Regions from separate parts of the Homo sapiens genome. Here region 2 is linked to region 1. The links are chromatin loops, found by intact Hi-C in ENCODE. Cell type or tissue: ascending aorta. All regions are shown on one strand. Each heading gives the region's core, and the rest is flanking DNA. Links, peaks and the distances in the headings are about the cores only.

Evidence for each region. Hi-C counts contacts between places; a loop is a spot of excess contacts. Peaks named below come from ENCODE experiments on the same cell type or tissue, not always from the same donor. Only the 100,000 strongest peaks of a DNase experiment are listed, where the experiment ranks them.
Region 2: it touches region 1 in a loop (10-fold over the local background); 1 of 110 quality-filtered maps calls a loop at or near these places.

What each region holds. Positions count from the first base shown.
Region 1 is chr12:71,474,517-71,478,516 of GRCh38, forward strand. All of the region lies in intron 1 of LGR5 (leucine rich repeat containing G protein-coupled receptor 5), which reads left to right. Among named protein-coding and RNA genes, the nearest start is that of LGR5, 37 kb to the left of the region's middle. In ascending aorta, for the core only: no CTCF peak of the experiment used is centred there; DNase peaks (open chromatin) are centred at 965 and 2,195; H3K27ac peaks cover 2,693 bases.
Region 2 is chr12:70,985,224-71,002,693 of GRCh38, forward strand. No RefSeq gene overlaps it. Among named protein-coding and RNA genes, the nearest start is that of PTPRR, 73 kb to the left of the region's middle. In ascending aorta, for the core only: no CTCF peak of the experiment used is centred there; no DNase peak of the experiment used is centred there; H3K27ac peaks cover 1,578 bases.

The DNA of each region.
Region 1 (4,000 bases), core at 1-4,000:
AAATCTATTTTAAAATCGACCCAGTAAGTGGGGAGAAGTTATTTTGGTATTTAAAGTTTATAAACGGATGGTTTAGTTCCCCAATCTTTTAAAATACTACCATTAGTAAATATATTACAAAGCAACATATGTTAATACTCTCTAGATTATGTCCTTGCCTGTATTCAATTTCACATGACAGTATGTGGAAAAATCAATTTACTTAATTTTAAGCTTGTAGGGCTTCTTTTAGATAATGTTCAAAACTATAAACAATGTAGCAACTGATCGTCTTCTAGAATGAGTCTGATAAAAAGTGAATTATGTAATTCTTGAACTTGGAAAAGGAGGAAAAATACATCATAGCATAGAGTTACTTTAAAGCTTTAATGTTGGCCAAGGGAGATTAAATTGCCTTTGGGGTGTACAGATGCAGAAGATTCCGTTGGTGTGCTTTTCAAAGCAAAGACAGATGATATTAGGAAATAAAGCATGAGGGCTTCTGCTTTAATCTGTCCACATTAATGTTTTGATCTGTGACTAATTGGAATTGCAAGTAGGGTTCAAGAAGATTCTCAGCCAATCTGAGGCTAGCAGACATGTAAGTCTCCCAAAAATGCATCTAGGAAGATTGCTTGACCACAAATGAAAGAACGTGTGAAGAATTGTTCTAATTTAAGCCTGTTAGTGCATCTAATTCAAAATTAATATGGAATAATGACACAAAAATGACAAAAAAAAGTTGGCTATCAAGAAAGAAGGAAAATAAACTAAAATATACTATACAATCTCCAAAATTAAAACACTGTTCCCTTTATACGTCTTTAATTTAAAACAAAAGAAAAAGAACTGCCACCCAAGAGATTTACTAAATCCAAAGATGATGTCATTTCCCTGCTTAAAGTCCTAGAGTGGCTCCCAGAGCCTCCAGGATAGTCTGAACTTCTCAACGTGACATATGAGGCCAGCTTGATCTGGCCTTGGCTGTTGATGCTTTTCAGGCCTCCTAATGGGTCGTGTTGCAACACAAGCACTTCCATTCAACTATGCCAATCTATTGTAGTTTCTGCAGAACAGCCTGCTCTCTTATGCTGCGACGCTCTTGTACATGCTGTTCTCCTACCAGAAATGCTTTTCCTTCTCTCACTCATCCCCCCCTTATCATAGCTGATATTTCTTTTCAAGACTCAGTTTAAGTGTCAGGGCCTCTTGGAACCCTAACAAAAGAAAGGTTGTGATTAACAGTTTAATATAAGTAAAAAGAAAATTCTCAGAGAGTTTAGTGGAAGAAGAGATTAATTCCTAATCAGCTAAGATCTAGGAGAGATTTTTATGGGAATATAGATTTTATATTAAATCTGAGAGGACAATGAAACTTTTACCATTTTTATCTTACTTAGAAAATGAAGATCTTTATTCTATACATCCTTTCCTCCTTGGACGAACCTTGAGAGTTAGCTTGGAGATTCTAACAGGATAGAAAAATCACTGATATGTTGGGGATTGACACGCAGGGTTCCTCTGTTAAGGAAGGTTGTCCTCTTTGAGCAGAAGGTTAAATGGGGGCTCACATATGAGGGAATATTAGGACACTATCCAGCCAGCCAGATTAATAGGTGGACAGTAAATTCACCCAAACCCACCAGTTCCAGTGGTTCGCTGGAACACCAACCACTTCGTCTGAATACCAACCTGACCTTACTATTCTTCATTTGATATTGAAAAAGGGCTACTGAAATCCCATCTGCTTCAAGAAGCTCTTCCTAACTAATGGAAAATGTATTGACAGTTTTGTTGACATGCAGTAGTTAAGGACATGTTCTTCATAGGCATACAAACTTCTAAGTGAGATCATTCTGAGTAAATTGCTTAACTTCTCCCCAATGTGTGTCTACTCTAGGGTTCAAGCCTGACTGAGGAATGATCCATCTACTTCTAGGAAGTATCTAAAAGGAACTGTGCCTAACTGGAGAAGTCTGGGTCAAGGGCAGTGGGATTTGCCATGGTGGTAGCATGGGTGACAGTGGTACCAGTGGAGCCCTGAATACTTTTTTGTCTCAGATATAAAACGCCAAAGTTAAGCATCTAAAATAGCTGACTGGTGGATCGTTGATGGCATCTTGACACATTACCACAGCCAAATCAGGGCAGGAGAAGAGGTAAACAGCAGACACCACACTATGGTCAAAAGAACTAGTTCTTGGCAGGGAGATGAGTCATCCCAGCCAAGGCTGGAACTTTCAGCATGATTTTGGGAAAGAAATCTGTTGGGAACTAAGTTCCTAAGTGTGACTACAAGCAAAGTTATGGAGAGAATATGTTGTGGCTATTTTTAATCAGGTTGGCATGGATTAGAAAAATAAAACGTTATACCTAAACAAGCAGATATTTGCATAACTGCTATGTGGTCCCAGCTTAAGAAAAATATAGCCGATTAAACAAATGTTTATCTCAAGTGACAGAAAAGGAACTTAAAAAGCATAAACCTACAAAGATAAAGAAAACAGGAAAGAAATTATAGTAGACAGGTACATTAACAAATTTGTGAAATGTCTTAAGAGAAAATGACATGGAATAAGGCAAGAAGCAAGCCAATTCCTGCCATAAAACCCTAAAAAGGGAAGGTCAGAGTACTGGCAAAAATAGGAAGATCCACTGAAAGTCTTAATAAGAAGCAGTTAAACACATCCCTTAGCTCACACAGCCAGGCAACTGTCTCCTCACCACCCGTTTTCTCACCACAAACAATAACCCTGGTAGAAGACTGGTGATTTACAATCTGAAGACAGTGACCCCTGAGACTCCACACTAAACGGTGCAAATGGATGCCTCTGGGAAATGGGAATCAGGAGTGGAAAGGGTGGGACACGGACCTAATGGCTTTTTTGTTTCTTCATTATAAGGTTTGTAGTTCTTTAAAAAAACATGAAAATGTATACATTTAATAATATAATATATATTATATGTGATAATGTAATATATATGAAATATACTATGTATTATATATGTGATAATAAAATATACATTGTACATATATATCATTTTAACCTAGAATAAAATTTTTAAAAAGTAAAATAAAAGAATAAAAAGCTTCATACTCATTAAACAGATTTAAAACTACACCCTTTTGTATGAATTGATAAAATCCTTATCTTACTGCTGATAATGTAGTCTACTAACTGCCTTGGAAATTTTTCTTTTTAATAATGGTCTCCTTTCATGACACTAACTTCCAGGGACATAGTAAGTAGCACTAACACAGCCACACAAGCTGTGCATGCCCCAACTCTAGGGCAGCTGGAGTTGGCCATGTGTCAACTAGTGGTAAATTTCCATGAGTGTTAGCTCTCCACTTCTTACTGTTTCACTTATAGTAATATTTGCAAACTCACTCTCATGGTGGATACAACTCCTTGCCTCTGAGGCTCCTTTAGCGTAATCATCAATATGCGCTTCTTGAGTTCCCACCCATACCTCAGTTACTTTAACAGGTTCATTATAAAGATATAAGCATGGGTCTTCTCCTTTTTGAGATATCCTCATTTTTTTTCTCTTGCATCTTTTCTTAGTTAATAATTGATTTTACATTGGATATAACTTACACTGACATTTTGAATTTCTGATTATATATGTAGTCAGACTTGTTCTAAAAAGACTTTAAATTTTATACTTATTTTTATATTTTCTTACACTTTGTAACTTATTAACCAATAACAGTGAATTATTATACCTTCAGTTTTTGAAAGTGCATCAGTGACTTATTGGCTCTTGAGAGGCTTGTCAGCATATAAATGAATGTTCTATGGCAGACGTTAAGGAAAGACAGATGACCAACTTTATGCTTTTGGAAGGCAAATAAATAAGCCATGTTATTGGGAGCTAAAATGAAGTCTTACATATTTCTCAAATTAATTCAGCATTTGGTCTTTTCACTGGTATCTGAGTTTTGAAAATCTCCCTTCTCTAATTGTTGACTCTGCTCCCTCTTCTGGAACCTTGGTTAAATTGAATGGGAAAACTG
Region 2 (17,470 bases), core at 7,608-11,607, 480 kb before region 1:
CCCAGCACTTTGGGAGGCCGAGGCGGGCGGATCACGAGGTCAGGAGATCGAGACCATCCCGGCTAAAACGGTGAAACCCCGTCTCTACTAAAAATACAAAAAATTAGCCGGGCGTAGTGGCGGGCGCCTGTAGTCCCAGCTACTTGGGAGGCTGAGGCAGGAGAATGGCGTGAACCCGGGAGGCGGAGCTTGCAGTGAGCCGAGATCCCGCCACTGCACTCCAGCCTGGGCGACAGAGCGAGACTCCGTCTCAAAAAAAAAAAAAAAAAAAAAAGTTATTTTAGTGTTCAAATGTTTTGTTTATTGTACTGACTATCCACGTGCTAAACCAGCAAATTAAGTTAGTTCTTTATAGCCTACTATTCCTTCTGTGGAACATGTGTTTTTCTCCAGCACATGGATGTGATATTTACTGTTAAACCTAGTACTTTTTGTTAAATTTTAAGAGATTAGTTTCTTGTGATCCTAATTTGATCTTATTACTGTTTGCCTAGAGTTGAACATAACCTTTCTAAAGTTAGATTCTAGGGTTAACGTGCTATGTGGATTTACAAATATGCACACATACACAGATATACATACACACACATACATACCTACTGTTTTATATTTACTATGGGAATTCAAAATGGAATGAATGTCAGTTGGATCAGTAATCCAAGAATAACAATTAGTAGAATTCTCTTTTATCATTAAGTTTTGCAGGCAACTTACATTCAATACAATTATACTCAGATGACTGAGTATCATAGGAACTACTTTTTTACCTCAGGGTGAGTCAACTTATTTTAGAGGGGGATGTACAAAATCAGCTATGTTGTCATGGTTTTTTGGCTTCTTTGAGTTCTTGTGAAATGTCTTTGTATTTTCACATGATGTATCTTCACATTATTTTTAAATGCTGAGCAGAACATGAGATCATAGCTGCAATCAGAAACAAATATCAGGAACTCGTTTTAATGTCCTCTCTATAGCAGGTGAACACTTCAAACTGTGTATTATTTTCCATCTAGAAATACTTTCAGCTTGTTTCCCTAATTAGCAATTTTAGTGGCATTCCTTTTTTGCCATCCCGCTGATATATTCTGTGCACGGATTTCTTTCTATGCTTCCTTATCAAAACTTGATCTCAAAATATATCTGGATCTAATTCACTCTAATATGTGACTTAGGGATGTAATTTGTTTTCTGGAAATTTGAAAGTCATGGGGGAAAATTTGCTTGGAGCATACAAAAGTTGGAAGCTGGGGGAAATTTAAACATATGTAAAATTGGTTTATTGAGTAGTTCAACATGGGTTATAAACATGAAATATTTTCATTTTTCTCCTGTTGCTTTGTCAAATGTCACTTCCCTCTTCCTGAAGCACCTCTTGGAAATGTGCCACACCTCTCACTAAAAGTTCAGGCTTGTTTAAGACTCCGATCTCATATTGGCTTTCTCATTTGTTCCCTTTCCTCCCTTCACCTCTTTTCTCTCCCCAGTTGTCCAGCCTTGTGGCTTGAAATACTTGGAGTGGGGAGAAGGAATGGTCTCATTCTGGTTACTTCCTTCCCTGCCCTATTTCAAAGCTCACTTCCCCCTGATTTGGGGGATTGGGAGAAGATACAGGGCAGGCAGAGATCTTTTGGGGTAATAGATTACCTGCTGCTGGTGAGAAGGCAACTAAGGTCTCAATATGACTCAGATTGATTCTGTCTGCTCTTCTGATATAAATGTCTCCACACAGATGCTGTGCATGCTTTCTTGGGAAGGTTTTCGGTCAGCCATCTTAGCCACTGGGTTCCCTCAAAAAGGGGCATTTTTGTCTCTCTTTAGTGTCTCTTAAGTAGTCCATGTCCCAACCTCCCTTAGAGTGGGGCATCTCCCTTTCCCTCTCCCTGAGAGCTTTGAGAACTGGAATGAGATGACCCTCTATCCTCTCCTAAGGCACACCAAACTAACATCTGTTATTGCCTCTCTGCTGCCAGATATTCCCTCAAGTCTTCTTCCTTTGCAGAAAATGTGCTGGCACCAATAATGAGTTTTACATATACCAACAAACTTCAAAGAATGGGCATCAAACCTTCCCTGGAACTCCCCTACCATGCTCTGCTCTTGTCCATTGGGGCCACTAGGACAGGACTGCAGTGAAGAAAGGGATTCATGTCTCCTCATCTCAGGCGACCTCTTACTATACTCGCAGAGCTCTATAAACATGTCTTATAACATCCTTTGTGATAGAATTCTCAGATAGCCCTCAAGATTCCTGCCCATCGGTGTACATGCCCTGTGTAAAGTTCTGTCCTTGAGTGGGCAGAACTTGAGAATCTGATTATATATCACTCTTTGAATCAATTATTAATTATTGGATTTTGAGTTAACCAAAACGGAGATGTCTATATGGGCCCAATCTAATCAGTTTAGCACTTAAAAGGAACTGGCCCTCCCTTCATGAAGGCAGAAAGATTGGATGTATAAGAGGGCATGGCAGGGACCATGTAGCCAAGACCTGAGAATGACCTCTAGAAGCTGACAGCAATTCCACGCCAACAGCTAGCAAGACAAGGGGGACCTCAATGCTACCAGTTCAGGGAAATGAATTTGACAAACTTCCTGAGGAAGCTTAGAAGCAAATCTTTTCCTAGCTGAGCCTCCAAGTGACGATGTGGTCTTGCTGAAACCTGGATTTCAGCATTGTGAGACTAAGCAGAGAACTCAGCTGAACTGTACCCAAGGAATCTCTGAGATAATATGTTTATGTTTTCTTAAGCCATTAATATTGGCCATTAAGCCATTTGTTATGCAGACATAGAACTTGTAAACTTCTCTTTTCTCTTTCTGTTCTTCGATTATCCTAGAGTGAGGATTGCTGCTGGCATTATATCTAGGAGGTAACAAGGCCAATTCAGCAATTTTATAGCAAACCTAAGACTATCTGGATGAAATTCTTGATGATGCTCCTCAGAATGGTGGAGATTGGGGGAATGATTAAGACATCTTTGTCCTTAAGTAGGAGCCTTAATCACAATTCCAGAGCATCAACATATTAAACATGCACAACTGGATGTTTTAGTGGCTTCCTTATATTGTTCAATTCTATTGAGAGTGAGAGAGAGATTGTGTGTGTGTGTGCGCACACATGTGTGTGTGTGTGTAAAACTTGGCTTAATTATGAAATTAACACAACGAAAAACTTTTTTTGCACTATAATGTACCATACATTCATTCAGGCAATTAAAAGGTTGTAGCCCTCATTCAACATTTGTTGAGATGCGTCTCTGTGCCAAGTCTTTGAATTTGATCTTAAATATTTATAATTGAAGACAAATTGAGCCTCAAGTTGCTGAACCTCAAGGAATCAATTCATTCAACAAATTCAACAAATATTTACTAACTGTCCTGGAAATGAAACCTGAATAAGGGAAAGCCCTCATCACCTAGGAGTGCAGCATACTGAAGATGGTCCAATAAATATTGAAATACAATGACAAACCTGGACACACTATCAATGTCTGGACATGTCAGAACAACTTTGTAGAGGACTGTGTCTAAGTCAGGGCACTTTATGCAAAATTCTGTGTATGTTTTTTTTTCCTTTTTAATGAGAAAAGAGTCCATAACTGCATCATATTTTCTAAGGAGTCCATGTCTAAGTTAACAAGGGAAGGTTGTCCTAATCAGAGGGAGTAAGATATGCAAAGACAAAGAGGCAACACAATATATTGCTTGGTCCAGGTAAGTGGATTGATGTGGTTATCTTACAGGGTATGTGTAGGTCATACTGGCATCTCTTCTCTTTTTATTGTTTTTTTTTTTTTAGAAGATCGCAAATACATGAAAATAATAAAAACTCTCAGTTGAGAACCAAGCAAAATAATCAAGGTTTTCCAAATTTAGGATGACTAATATCAAACAAGTACAAAGACCACTTGCTCCCAGAAAAAGTAAGAAAAAAAGAAAGCAGCTCTCCTCATATAAACTTTGTCCCATAAAACCAGGCTACAACCATTAGCAGCTTCTTTTATCACTTTGTATTAACAAAATTAAATTTTGGAACCTGGGCCTGTGTCCAATTTGAATAACAATTGTTTATTTTATATATATATTCATATATTTTATTTGTTGATTTGAAACAAATTTATACCACAAAAAATAATGGAATCTGAGACAACAGGAATTTGATCCCAAGAGGGATTTGGAGTCTGTTCAAATGTCTAACAAGTATTTTGCAACATACTTGCAAAGTCCCAGACTGCGTTGCTGGACCAAGTCTCTCTAGACAAAAGGTGTTCTGCAGTATCGAGGTATATTTCCATCATTCACTCCAAAAGCTGCTTGTTTGCCTTTATTTATTTTGGTGGAGATCTAGTTTTGCATTAGATTCCAATTATTACTTTCTGGATTTAGGTAACTTGCAATTGTGTGACTTTGCCTAATGATATGGCAATTGAAATGTTGCTTACTTCTAAGAACTCTTCTTTATTAATAATAAGTATGTTCCTAAGTATCCAGTGAAATAATCTAAAATTGCATACATTTCTATATTAACAATTTTCCTATGTCATAAAAATATTTCATTGGAAGTGAAGACCAAAAAGCAATGTAAGTACTAAATCTCAAGGATTTATCAACAGAAAACATTATAATTTTATAAAGACTATAAAACTATAATTATAATTATAACCAAGTTGTAATTATATAATTATTTAACTATAATTGCAAATTATAATTATTCCTAAAAATTACTGTAAACTTTCTTCACAAATTTGTGAAACCAAATAATTCTTTCCCCATTACTAGCTTTTCCTCAACTCTCAAAATGTTCTGAACCTACACATATTAACTTTTTCAGAGACTTTTTTTATTTAATAGTGAGCAGAGCTTCCAAATGAAGTTAAGACGTATGACATGTGAAACATGAAACAATTTTTAAAGAGCCAGCCTTCCTAAAGTCCCTGACATATCTTCACTCATGTTATGCTCCACTTCATGGTTGGATTAGACTGGTATGTGTGATCAATAGCCAGTTTCCTGAATCTTCCCATTGTGTCTGCTGTTCATGTGCATAATCGATCAGAGAAATTCCACAAACCATACTACTTTGTGCCTGTGTGCGTGCATATATATATATGCACATAGGTCTGAAATGAGCAATCCTAACACAAGGTTTAGAAATGTCCAATAGCTATATAACCACAGTTTTCAGAGTCATGGATCACCTCACTCATCTGATTTTATTCTGACAAGTTTGTAGGCCTGATTAAGACATAATGATGACACTACCTTCTCCTTCCAACCATTCCATTTTAGCATTACAGCAGTGCTTTGAAAGTGCTCTTCCGATTCTGATATTCCTCCTTATTCATACATCTTATTTACACATTTGGGAATTCACTGCTCCAGGGTCAATGTTATCTCAGATCTTGACGTCTTTCCACAACCCAATCTCAAGATGGTTTTCCCTTCCAGTTGACAACACTGACCTTTCCACCCATTGGGCTAAATAGTGGTAGCAAAATGTTAGGCTAACTTATACATTTCATAAAGTACCTTCTACTGGACAGAAATTTTGTTGTTCATAGACTTAAATATCAGGGGAATGAAAAATTTCTCCCTTTCTCTTCCCTAAATTCTGTACTTTCAGAACCAGAGAAACCCATATATATATCTATATATCATTCCATGACTCTGAAAATTGTAGTTATATAGCTACTGGACATTTCTAAATCTTATGTTAGGATTGCTCATTTCAGACCTATGTGCCTATGTATCTTTTATGAAGGAAGATTTGGATTACAAATCCAGACAATTACATCTGGTAGTATTCTACAAATCAGAGGCCCTTGCTGTGTGTGGCATCTCTCAGAACACTGGATTTCAAACTGGAGCAAAAAGTTGTTAATGTTTTTGTATGTAGTGTCTTTTTTTTTTTCTTTTTTTGAGACAGAGTCTCGCTCCATTGCCCAGGCTGGAGTGCAGTGGCGTGATCTCGGCTCACTGCAACCTCCGCCTCCCGGGTTCATGCCATTCTCCTGTCTCAGCCTTTCGAGTAGCTGGGACTGCAGGCACCTGCCACCACGCCCGGCTTTTTTTTTTTTTTTTTTTTTTTTTTTGTATTTTTAGTAGAGATGGGGTTTCACTGTGTTAGCCAGGATGGTCTTGATCTCCTGACCTCGTGATCTGCCCGCCTCGGCCTCCCGAAGTGCTGGGATTACAGGCGTGAGCCACCGCGCCTGGCCTGTGTGTAGGGTCTTAAAACACTTATCTAATGGAAAGAGTGACCTAAGCCACCCAAAGTTACTGCATCACAGAGTTATCATGACAATATTATAACACAGTACATACAAAATGCCTGATGTAGAACAAGGCATGTAGCAGGTGCTCAAAAATAGATACTGAAGAATTAAGTCTTAGCCAACTTGTCCTGCCACATAATTTAGTTTCCACTGTGACAAGCTGAGGTCTCAGTTCTTTGTCACAGAAGACTTGAGTATATGCTGCACAATGGTCACTTTCCATTATATTTGTTTTTTAAAAGCTATTGGTATATAATTGACGTACAATAAGCTACATATATTTAAGCTATATAACTTGTTGAATTTTAATACACCTTTGAAGCCCTCACCATGCTCAAGATAATTAACAAATCTATTCTCTTGAAATTGTTCTCTTGCATCTTGGTAATCCATTCCTCCTTCCCCTGCCTCCTTCCCTGGAAAATCACGAATCTGCTTTCTCTCACTGTTAAGTAGTTTACATTTTTGAGGCTTTTCTAGAATGGCCTCTAGAAATTGAGGCCCTCAGTCCTTCAACTGTAGGAAACTGAATCCTAACAACCCTTACAGAAGCCTGGAAGAGGACTCTGAGCCTCAGATGAGGTTGCAGCTCCAGCCAACACCTCAATTGCTGCTTGTGAGACACTGAGCAGAGGACCCAGTTATGTCGTGCTCAGATGTGTGACCTACAGAAGCTTCGCGATGCTAAATGCATGTTGTTTTAGGCTGCTAAGTTTCTAATAATTTGTTCTACAGCAATAGAAAAATAATACACTGCCAAAACAGTGACCCTATCCAGGCTACCATTTCTGAATATTTTAAACAGTCCCATTACATTTTAATGAGAAGGTTTTTTTTTTTTCGAAGAGTCCAGTACCATTTTTATGACCACCTTCCTAAACGATAGCTAAAAATGTAAACTGAAAATCTCCTTTATAATAGCATTGATCTGCCGAGATGCTGTAGCTGCTGTTTTATTGTTCACAGAATCTCTCCAGTGCATTTGATCATTCTGATGACTTATCATTTCTCTGCATATGTTAGTCAAGGAAGGATGGAACTGGAGAGTATTTTCCTTTGAAGCTTGGCATGGGGAATAAAAGAATTATGTGTATCAGAACTCTAGTTCTTTGAATCTCCTTTTCCTCTTTTGTTCTCCTACTCTTAGAACCAAATGAAATTGAAAATGCAAGAAGAAGCCAAAAAGCATCAGTAAGATACACTTGACAATTTTGATTGACACTTCCTACTGCAGGTGAATTCCACATTTCTACACGTATACTTTGCTTCAGAGAGCAAGACCATAAATACTGGCTCTCAGGCTGGTTGGAGGATAATGTTTTTCAAGTTCTAACATTGTGTTATTGATGTAAATACTACTACTATACCACCATTTTGCCATTTTCATGCATATTTTAAATTTTATATACAGTATTTTGGGTAAAAATTAACTTTGGAGTCAACCAGCCTGAGCTCTACTGCCTCTCTCAGTTACTTGCCATGTGCTTGTGTGTAAGTGAGCTAACCTCTCTGAACACCAGTGTATTAATCTGTAACATAACAATCAGAGCTCCCATTGAGTATAGTTGTGAAGATTAAATGAGAAATGTATGTTGTTTACTTAATGGTGATTGACATACAGATAGTAACGTTATTACTATTAATGTATTAACATGTTAACTTATTAATGGTAGCAAGTCTTAAGGTAAATTTATTTTAAAATCTGAACATTAATAAATTCAGTCAAACAAATTCCAAACATTCATTACCTCTACAAGTATTATATGCAAAGTATTGTACAGGAAATAAGCAAAAGTCTAGGCTAGGCAGAGTGGTATTTTTCAATTATAGGTTCTTTTTAAAGAAAAATGTCCTAGTGTATCTGTGTTAATTTGAATGATTTTTATTATAATATTACAAATACACACACACACACACACACACACAAAACCTTGTACCATGTCTTATGAGGTATAATATAAATGATAGGCATCAATTTGTTCATCCCACATGAACACAGTAGTAATAGTTATCTTTTGACTGTCATGCAATTTTTACATGTGATCTCATTTAGTCACCTAATAGCCTTGGTAAGTTCAATGATTATCCCTAACTCTCTGAGTGATTAGAAAAAAAAAAAAATGAAATGTAGCAGGAAAAGGGTTAGGAGAAATATCTGAGCTAGAGATATATACTAAAAACTGATAGTTGAAGATGAAATCATGAATACGAAATTTCAAGAGATAAGAAAAAGGATGCTTACCCTTCTATATATAAGTGAATGGCTAAGACATACATAAGAGAGTCCCATTTGAACCACGGTCTGTCTGACCCAAAGATTGTGCACTTACCACTACTTTGTATTTACAACTGGGCTAGCAGTCAGACCTAGTTTTATGCATAGTGAAATTAATAAGCTTTAGTGTTCCAACACTACTATTCAATTCACAATATAAGGAAATGAATACACTTTGCTGAATAGTTGTGACTCCTAAACCTTGTCAGGTCTAATATTATTTGCCTAGGTGAAAATTATCACTGCCACATTGACTACAATAAAAAGATTTGAATCCAGATTTTAATGCTATGTTCTTTCTATCTGTGTTATCAATGAAAGACCACACAGAAATCAAAAAGAAGAGGGCGGTTTCTAGAAAGCAAGTCTAGAAAGGAAGAGTAAAAAATAAATGTTTATTTGGGAGACACTCTTTTGGCCTTTGTCATTTCCAATATTCTGTTCATAGTTGTCCTATTAGTTTTGTGGTCTACGGAAATATTACGAAATCTTCAAGACCAAGAAATACACACTGTTCCTTCCAGAAGGCCAATTTTCTTTGCCAAACTAAACAGAAGTTCTTCAAAAATGCTCTGCTATGCTGGAATGTATGAACATCATTTCAGTTCAGCCTTGCCTATTCAGTTCCTAAGAAGGGAATCGTTATGAAGTGAGTATGAAAGCCACTCAATGTGTGTAAAGAAGATGAATGGCAATGCTGTCTTTTCAACTTCTCCCATCCATAGTTAAAATGGAATCATGGTTGTCCAGCTAAAGACTTTATTTGGCAGCCTTCCTTGCAATGAGGTGCGGTTATGTGATTAAGTCCTGGCTGATGCAACATGAGCATAAGCCATATAATTGTTGCTAAAAAATCAGTTACTGTTTACTTATGAAAGTAAGTCATGCATTTAAGAGAAAGCAATGTGCATTCCCCTTAATTGTTTCCCATTTCCAGTGGATATAATGTGGATATGATGACTAGAGCTGAAGAAATCATCGTAATCCACAAGGTGGAAATTGTCCACACAGCTGCCTTTCCTACACTGGATGCCTTTCACCTGGGCTGCCATGTGAGCCAGAAATAAGCCATTTTGTTTAAACTACTGTTATTTCAGAACCCTATAACAACGATTGTATCTACAGCCTAATTAATTTTGAATTTGATACTAGAATTGGTGTTGCCAGCTCACACCTGTAATCCCAGCACTTTTGAGAGGCTGAGGAATGTGGATTTCTTGAGCCCAGGAGTTTGAGACCAGCCTGGACAACATGGAAAAACCCGATCTCGACAAAAAATACAAAACTTAGCTGGCCATAGTGACGCATGCCTATGGTCCCAGCTACTCGGGAGGCTGAGACAGAAGATGGCTTGGGCCTGGGAGGCAGAGGTTGCAGCGAGCCAAGATCACAACTGCACTCCAGCCTGGGAGACAGAGTGAGACCCTGTCTCAAAAAAAAAAAAAAAAAAAAAAAATAGAATTAGGATTGCCACAACAGAATATAACTTCCTGGGTTAACAGTTGGACAGTAGGTAGAAAAGACACAGATATTAGAAGCTAGAAAATGGTGATTCTACCAGTATTTTGGAAACATGTTTAGAAAAATTGTTACCTCTGATACCTCAGAAGGCAGAACATATATGAGTGTAGCCTGTGACTCTAGGAGATTACTGGAAAAACAAACAAACAAAAACCAGAATGCTCGTGTGCATGGCAGCCTGTTGAAGCTTTTGGAAAAATCCTACAGAAAAGAAGGACTCAAGCTAGAACTAGAATGTTTGTGAGCATAGATCGAAGGGAATAAGGTAGTTTTTCTCTGCATGTAGCCTGAAATCTACTGGACAAAGAATCTAGTAATTTAGAAATACGCAACACTGAAAAAGTTAATTATTTCTTCCAAAACTGAAATGGGGCTAAGAAATAGCTCTAAAGATGAAGGCTTAGCAGAAACTAAAACTGTGTCCAGGCTTCTCTCATACTTCTTACCATAAGTACTCTCTGCTAGTCAGTGAGTCTAGTCCAGAAGCAATGATCAGATTAATGTTGGCCCTTTCCCAATCAATGCTATTGTTCTGGATGGCCTCAGATAGGCTACTAATAAAATGGGAATGGGCAAAGGCACAAGTCCAGGTAAAAAAGAAAAGGTCTCCAAATGTAAGAAGTCTGACTAGAGAATATCTTTGGCTGCTTACTTATGAAACCCGCTGGAAGCCAGTAGACTGTAAGCCAACTAAGATTTTGGGAAAAATACGTTACCCCCCAAAAACACACTTCTAGTATGAAAAAAACCTGTGTCAGTTGGACCTACAAAGCAGCCCAAACCTCCAAAGCTATACATTTCCCAAGAGCAACATACTCTCCAGCACTTCCTAAAGTTTCTATGGAGGAAAATGGACAAGGAAGAATGCCTCAGAAGGGCCACAGAGCAAATGGAGAAATAAGTTCCTCAGAGAGTATAATCAGCATTTCCAAATGAACTAACCAAGCTGCCAGACAGTTTGCAATATCATCCTCAGCAAGACATGATGATTACTAAAAACCAGTGACTGTTCTTTGGTTTCCCACTCTTCCCCATTTCAACTGCGCATTTGGATGTCCTGCTCTTCCTCTAACATTTTTATTAAGTTTGGGTGTGAAGAGGAAGAAACAGATATTTTTTAATTGTCATATTCCTGGACCATAATAAGCTTCATCTTCCTAATGGGGAGGACCACACATGACCTATGACCCTAGACTTTGTTGATTCTGTAACTGAATTGAACTCTGGGATTGACTCATTTGGAAAGAGACAGAATGTGTTAGACTGCTCATTGTCTTCTCCAATATTTATTCTCTGCTTTTTCCTCAGTTACAGAACTTTCAGCTGAGAATATGGGATGCCCAGTAAAAATCTATACATCCCAAAAGTTGTGATTTGTTTTTGTTTTTTTCTAGATTATGTCCTTAAAGGAACATCTACATCCTCCCTTTTTCCTTCCTATTGGCCAAAATGCAGATGTGATGGGTGGAGCTAAAGGAACCATTTTTGTCCGTGAAGTATCAATTCTAGGTTGAAAACTATAGAACCTCAAGCAGGCCCACCAATAATATTTTTAGGGTCTGGGAATTAGAGTTCAGATGGAAGACCAAATAACAGAGACACAAATATTTAAAAGTTATACATCTGCGAGAAAACTAGTAAATATAATATGTCCTAACCTCCTATCTTGACAAATATCAAATAATCTTGTATGCCAAGTTAAAGTGTAAAATCCTTGAAGTCCTTTGAATAATGCACCAGAATATGGTGAGTGCAGGAATACCCACCTAGCACTGGCTCCTGGCCCATGTCTATTCTCACCCAAATATAGCTCCATGCTGCACTGCAAGGGACCTCATGGCATGTATATCCATCCCAGCTCACAGATCTGTTTCCTATGAACAGTTGCCACTTAGCGACCCCTTGCCTTGAGCCTAAGGGAGTACAGACCAGTAACACAGATCATGCTGGGGTAGAGGTATGCTTGGGCCCTGGAAGCAGACTCAGGTCCACTTAAACTGGGTATGCTGAATTGTGAGTACCTAGCACTTGGTCTAGACTGTGGTGGGGAGCCAAACAGGTTCCACATAGGCGTACATCCTTGGTTTTGAAGATTTCTTGCTCTGTGGAAAATGCACACATCTGGAGAAGGGACAAGGCGAAACCCTCAAAGACAGGGCTAAGGGGAGGGGCCGTTCTAGCTCTAGTCTAAGGATGTCACTGGAAGCAAGATAAAGAGATTCATATCTCTGACACTGGGGAGCCATCATGTCTGCCCTAGAATACTTACTCTTAAATATTTTCATAAGAAATAAACATATTTTATATTGTTTATACTACTGCTGTTTTGAGTCTTTGTTATAATAATTATACCTATATCCTAACTGTAATGCTAGGTGTCTTCAGGCAGGTTACCTGGATTTTATTGCCATACAATATTATACAAAGAAATACCTGAATCTTTTCTCCAAAAACCCTAATCTTCTTTATAAGACATTTCCATAGTATTTTTCTGTCATAATTGTGGATAATTATATTCTATATATAAATTATAATTATATATAGTTTCTTATAGGTATGGTTAATGTCAGCTACATATCTTTCCTTTTTAGCTTGTGCTTCCAATGTCCTTTTCCTACTGGCTGAACTTAAACATTGCTGACAAAATAAATGGCAGGATTCCACTCAGGTTGGACCTAAACAAGAACAAAATAAACACGTGCCTGCAAATATAGTAAAAAGCATGACACTGGATGTTTCCTGTGATTAGGATGCTTTTCTCTCTTTTAAGACAATTTAAACACTTTGCTCTAAATATGTTTTTTCAGCATTTTTGTTTGGTCTGTTTATAAATGAATAGACCAAACTATACACCTATACTTAATGCACTCCTTAGTATCCATATGTTGCCAATTTTAAGCGTTGGTCTTCATAGATGATGTAGATATGTCAGTTTCTCAGAATGTCATATGACTTAAGTTAGTCAATTTAATATCTTCTCATCTAATGACCACTGTGCCCACATCCTGAAATCTTGAGATATCCAGCTGTGAAAGTTTATTGGTCCTAAGAGTGATAGGATGGCCTTGGCCATCTCTGGATTTGAATCAATTTAAGAAATGGTAGACTATTGAGTTCTTTCTAAGACACATAAATTATACCATTTGTTGTATACAGTTACCTATTTAATAATCTAAACCACTCTGAGGTAAATACAACAGGTAGAGAACTCAGACCACAAACTGAAGAGTATAAGAAATACAAATTTCTAATTTATTCATAATGAAACTTAATTTGTACATTAGGCCTCTATTCTGTGAAGTGGAGATAACTTAATCTCACTTGTATTAAGAATGCCAAGCTTTTTTTTGCCGTGAGTTGGCATCTAAGTACTGGAGGACTTTATGAGTGGCATGGTAAGGATCATAGTGAGGATAACTATAATCCTCAGTTTGCATTTTATAGCCACTCTGATATTATCCGAGACAGCAACATTCTTCAGGCTCTAGATCTGTGTTATCCAGTGTGGTAGGTGGTAGTCATCTGTGATGTTTAGTACTTGAAATGTGGCTATTCAGAATCGAAATGGGTTGTAAGTGTAAACTACACACTGACTATTAAAGATTTAGTACCAAAGAACTCCCTCACTTATAATATTTAATTGATTACATATTGAAATATTTGGGGCATGTTTGATTAAAGAAACTATTGTTAAATTAATTTCACCTGTTTACTTTGTAAAATATGGCCACTAGAAATTTAAGATTATATATGTGGGTCAGGAGCCGTGGCTCACGCCTGTAATCCTAGCACTTTGGGAGGCTGAAGTGGGTGGATTGCTTCAGGTCAGGAGTTCAAGACCAGCCTGGCTAACATGGTGAAACTCTGTCTCTACTAAAAATATAAAACAAAAACAAAAACAAAAAAACACAAAAACAAAATTAGCTGAGTGTGGTGGTAGGTGCCTGTAGTCCCAGCTACTCTGGAGGCTGAGGCATGAGAATTGCTTGAACCTGAAAGGCGGAGGTTGCAGTGAGCCAAGATTGCGCCACTGCACTCCAGCCTGGGAAACAGAACAAGACTGTCTCAAAAAATAAAATAAGATAAATAAATAAATATAAAGATTATATATATGGATTGCATTATCTCCATTGGGCAGCACTTCTCTGGATCTCTGCTCACTTCCTTTCTCCCAGCCACAAAGCTACCTTAGTCAAGCAAAGTCATCTCCATTAATATTACACCTAGTATTTTTGCAGATTAGTGGAACTATTATGAAAAAGTTAACTGAGGTTACTCTGGCTCAATTGCACAGTGTTGCTTAGATATTCTTAGATATCAAATCCTATAGGTAGAAAGAAATCTATTTCAATTTTTCTAAAAATCAAAATCACCATTCTCTTTTGAGGATCATGTAGGAAGTTTTCTTCTACAGGGCTCTGACGAACTCATAAACTTGTTCATTGGATATTTAGAACAAAAAATTCATGCCCTGTTTCTGACTACCAGGAAAACATCAATTTTTGTCACAAATGAACAAAGACGTTTCCATGATTTTTTCTTTAAATTGGGAGACCGCTCTGAGGGGAGTGCAGAGGTTGATGCTATTATAAGATACGGTACTATTCGAGCCATTCAGTTTCCAAAAGGAAAAATCATTCAATGTCCCGGAAGCAAGAATGTGTAGAATGTTATAAAATGCCTTAAACTGATGGGGGTAACTGTCTCAACAGGAAGCCCAAATCAAAGTTAACAAAGTCACTCTTTAGGAGGACAAAACACTCTAACAAGAACAGGGCCGAGCATGGTGGCTCACGCCTGTAATCCCAGCACTCCGGGAGGCTGAGACTGGCAGATCACTTGAGGTCAGGAATTCGAGACCAGCCTGGCCAACATTGTGAAACCCTGTCTCTGCTAAAAATACAAAAATTAGTTGGGTGGGGTAGTGCAGGCTTGTAATCCCAGCTATACGGGAGGCTGAGGCAGGAGAATCTCTTGAACCGGGGAGGCAGAGGTTACAGTGAGCTGAGATCAGGCCACTGCACTCCAGCCTGCGTGACAGAGTGAAGCTCCTTCTCAGAAAAACAAAACAAAAACAAAGCAAAACAAAACAAAACAAGGATATTCTAACAGAATAGGAAGCAGAGAAGACAGAAATTTAGTGACTCTCATTTCCTGGGAGGAAAATCTTGGTGGTTTGGGAAGGATTTGGCAAAACATTTTGTCTCTACCCCTTGTGTTAGAACTTGGAAAAAAGAAAATAGAAGCTGTTGAGGAAACAATTGTTTCTCCCTGTGTCTTCCTAAGGCTTGCTGAATAAAGACAAGGGCTAGCTAAGGGTTTAAGGTAGGCAGCTGATTGGAGACACAGTGCTTTTAGTTAATGGGCTGAGAGCAGTAAGAAAACTCTAGCAGAGTTACCACTCACAGTCATCTAGTGAGAAAAATGTGACTGTGGCGTGATGAATTAAGATGACAGTTTTAGGATCCTCCAGGGTAGCTCTCTAGTTGTCAAAAAGAAAGTCAAGTTTGCTTACCTTTTCATAGTGATACTGTAATAAATAGATAATTAGGAACAAAATACCCAATCTCCATCCCCCCGCTATCCCCCATACACACACAGGCTCAGAAGCAACATCAGCTGGCAGGCAGTACCAGGGTGAGGGAAGTTCTCCAAAGCAATCAAAGCAGAGAGAGCCAGAGGGCTGATATAAACCACATCCAAGAGAGAGCAACTGCCAAGACCAAAATAAGAAAAGTCAGACTAGATGTCAAATTGAATGGGGGCACAAGGTAGCATGGAGGAGAGAAGCCCAAATGTCCAGGAGTCAATGAAATGTAGAAGTGAAATCAAGGTCAAAAGGTAAGTGGGCACAAAGCAATATTCATTTAACAAAGTGAATACCTGTTATGTGCTAGGCAAAATAGGTGCTGAGGATGCAGTAATGAACTTGTCTTTAAGGAACCTATGGTCTAGTTGGGAAGGTAATAAATAAATAGCCCATTACACACAGAGTGCTGTGTATTGTGGGAGCACATAATCAGGGCACATAACTCAGTTTTGGGAGTCAGAGAATATTTCCAGAGTACATGGCATCAAGACTTAGGTCTAAAGGATGATTTCAACTCAGCAGCCAAGATGGTTTCTCAGGAAGTAAGGAGGGAAGGCAACGGAAGAGACAGAGGGAAGCCGAGAACAGCTTCCCAGGACAAGGGCAGAATACACAAAGGTTTAGAGTTAAGAGAGAATACAAAGAAATACAAATAAGGTGAAAACATGAAAAATTATACCATGTTGAGGAGTTTGGGCTTTACACTGGTGGCTAAAGGAAGCATCTAAATTGTCTGCTTTTCAGTAACACTGAAATATAGACAATAAATTTGTGGGAGGCAAGACTGAAGGCTGAGGTAACAGTAGGAAGCTCTGACAGTTATATAGGCAAGAGATGACAGCGACCTGAGCTAGGCTGGTTGCAGTAGGGTTGAAGAAAAGTGGACGGATTCTGAGATCTAGACATCAAATTGAGAGGATTTATTCCATGGTTGAATCCAAGATTCAGGGAACTCAGGATTTGGATCTGGACAAAGGCCTGAGCTTCTGGTACTTTTTCCAAGAATAGGGACAGACTCACCTTAGTCCCATATTCTAGAAACCTGTATGGTCAGCCTACTATGTAAAGGTGGAGTCTATGAGGATTCCTAGTTCTTTGAGCAAAGCTGCCCTGTGCATTGAGGGACCATCAGAGGAAAGTTGGGGCTTCTCTGTTCTGATTTGCAACAATAGCTTCTGAGAGATGAATGAAAAAAGAACAGCCACAAATATAATTCTTTCAAATACAGACCAGATCCTGGCCCAGCTGGAGGTGGAGCCACAGGGGAAGCTTACTGTTGTAAAAGAAACTCTATGGCAAATAATTTTGTAACATAAAGACTATTTTTATATTTCAAGGACTATGTATCAGTTTAAGCTTCTAAAACCTAATAATGACAGTCAATAAAAAACTGGATCTAGCAGAGTCTAAGAGGAAAAGATCATTTATCAACACCAGCACCAATATCTTACGGGTCCCAATGCACTTTATGAATAGCAAACATGAAGCAACCATTGCGGAAATCACCAACTTACCAGAAGCACACTGACCATAGGCAGTGGTATTCAGACAAGACTTCCATAGTGGGATTATGATTTTTTCCACTAATTTTGTAGGATAAAAAACTAAAGGGTTCTTCCTAATTTTCCTAATCATACCTACAAATTGATATTTTATATGTAAAAAATATATAGATTTTTCTCAGTGATGAAACATCACTTTCAATCTGATTTTAATGTATTCAAAGCTATTGACTTTATACTTTATATATAAATATAGCAAAGAATATTGGAATGGAATAACATTACAGATTTTGGAAAGCACAAA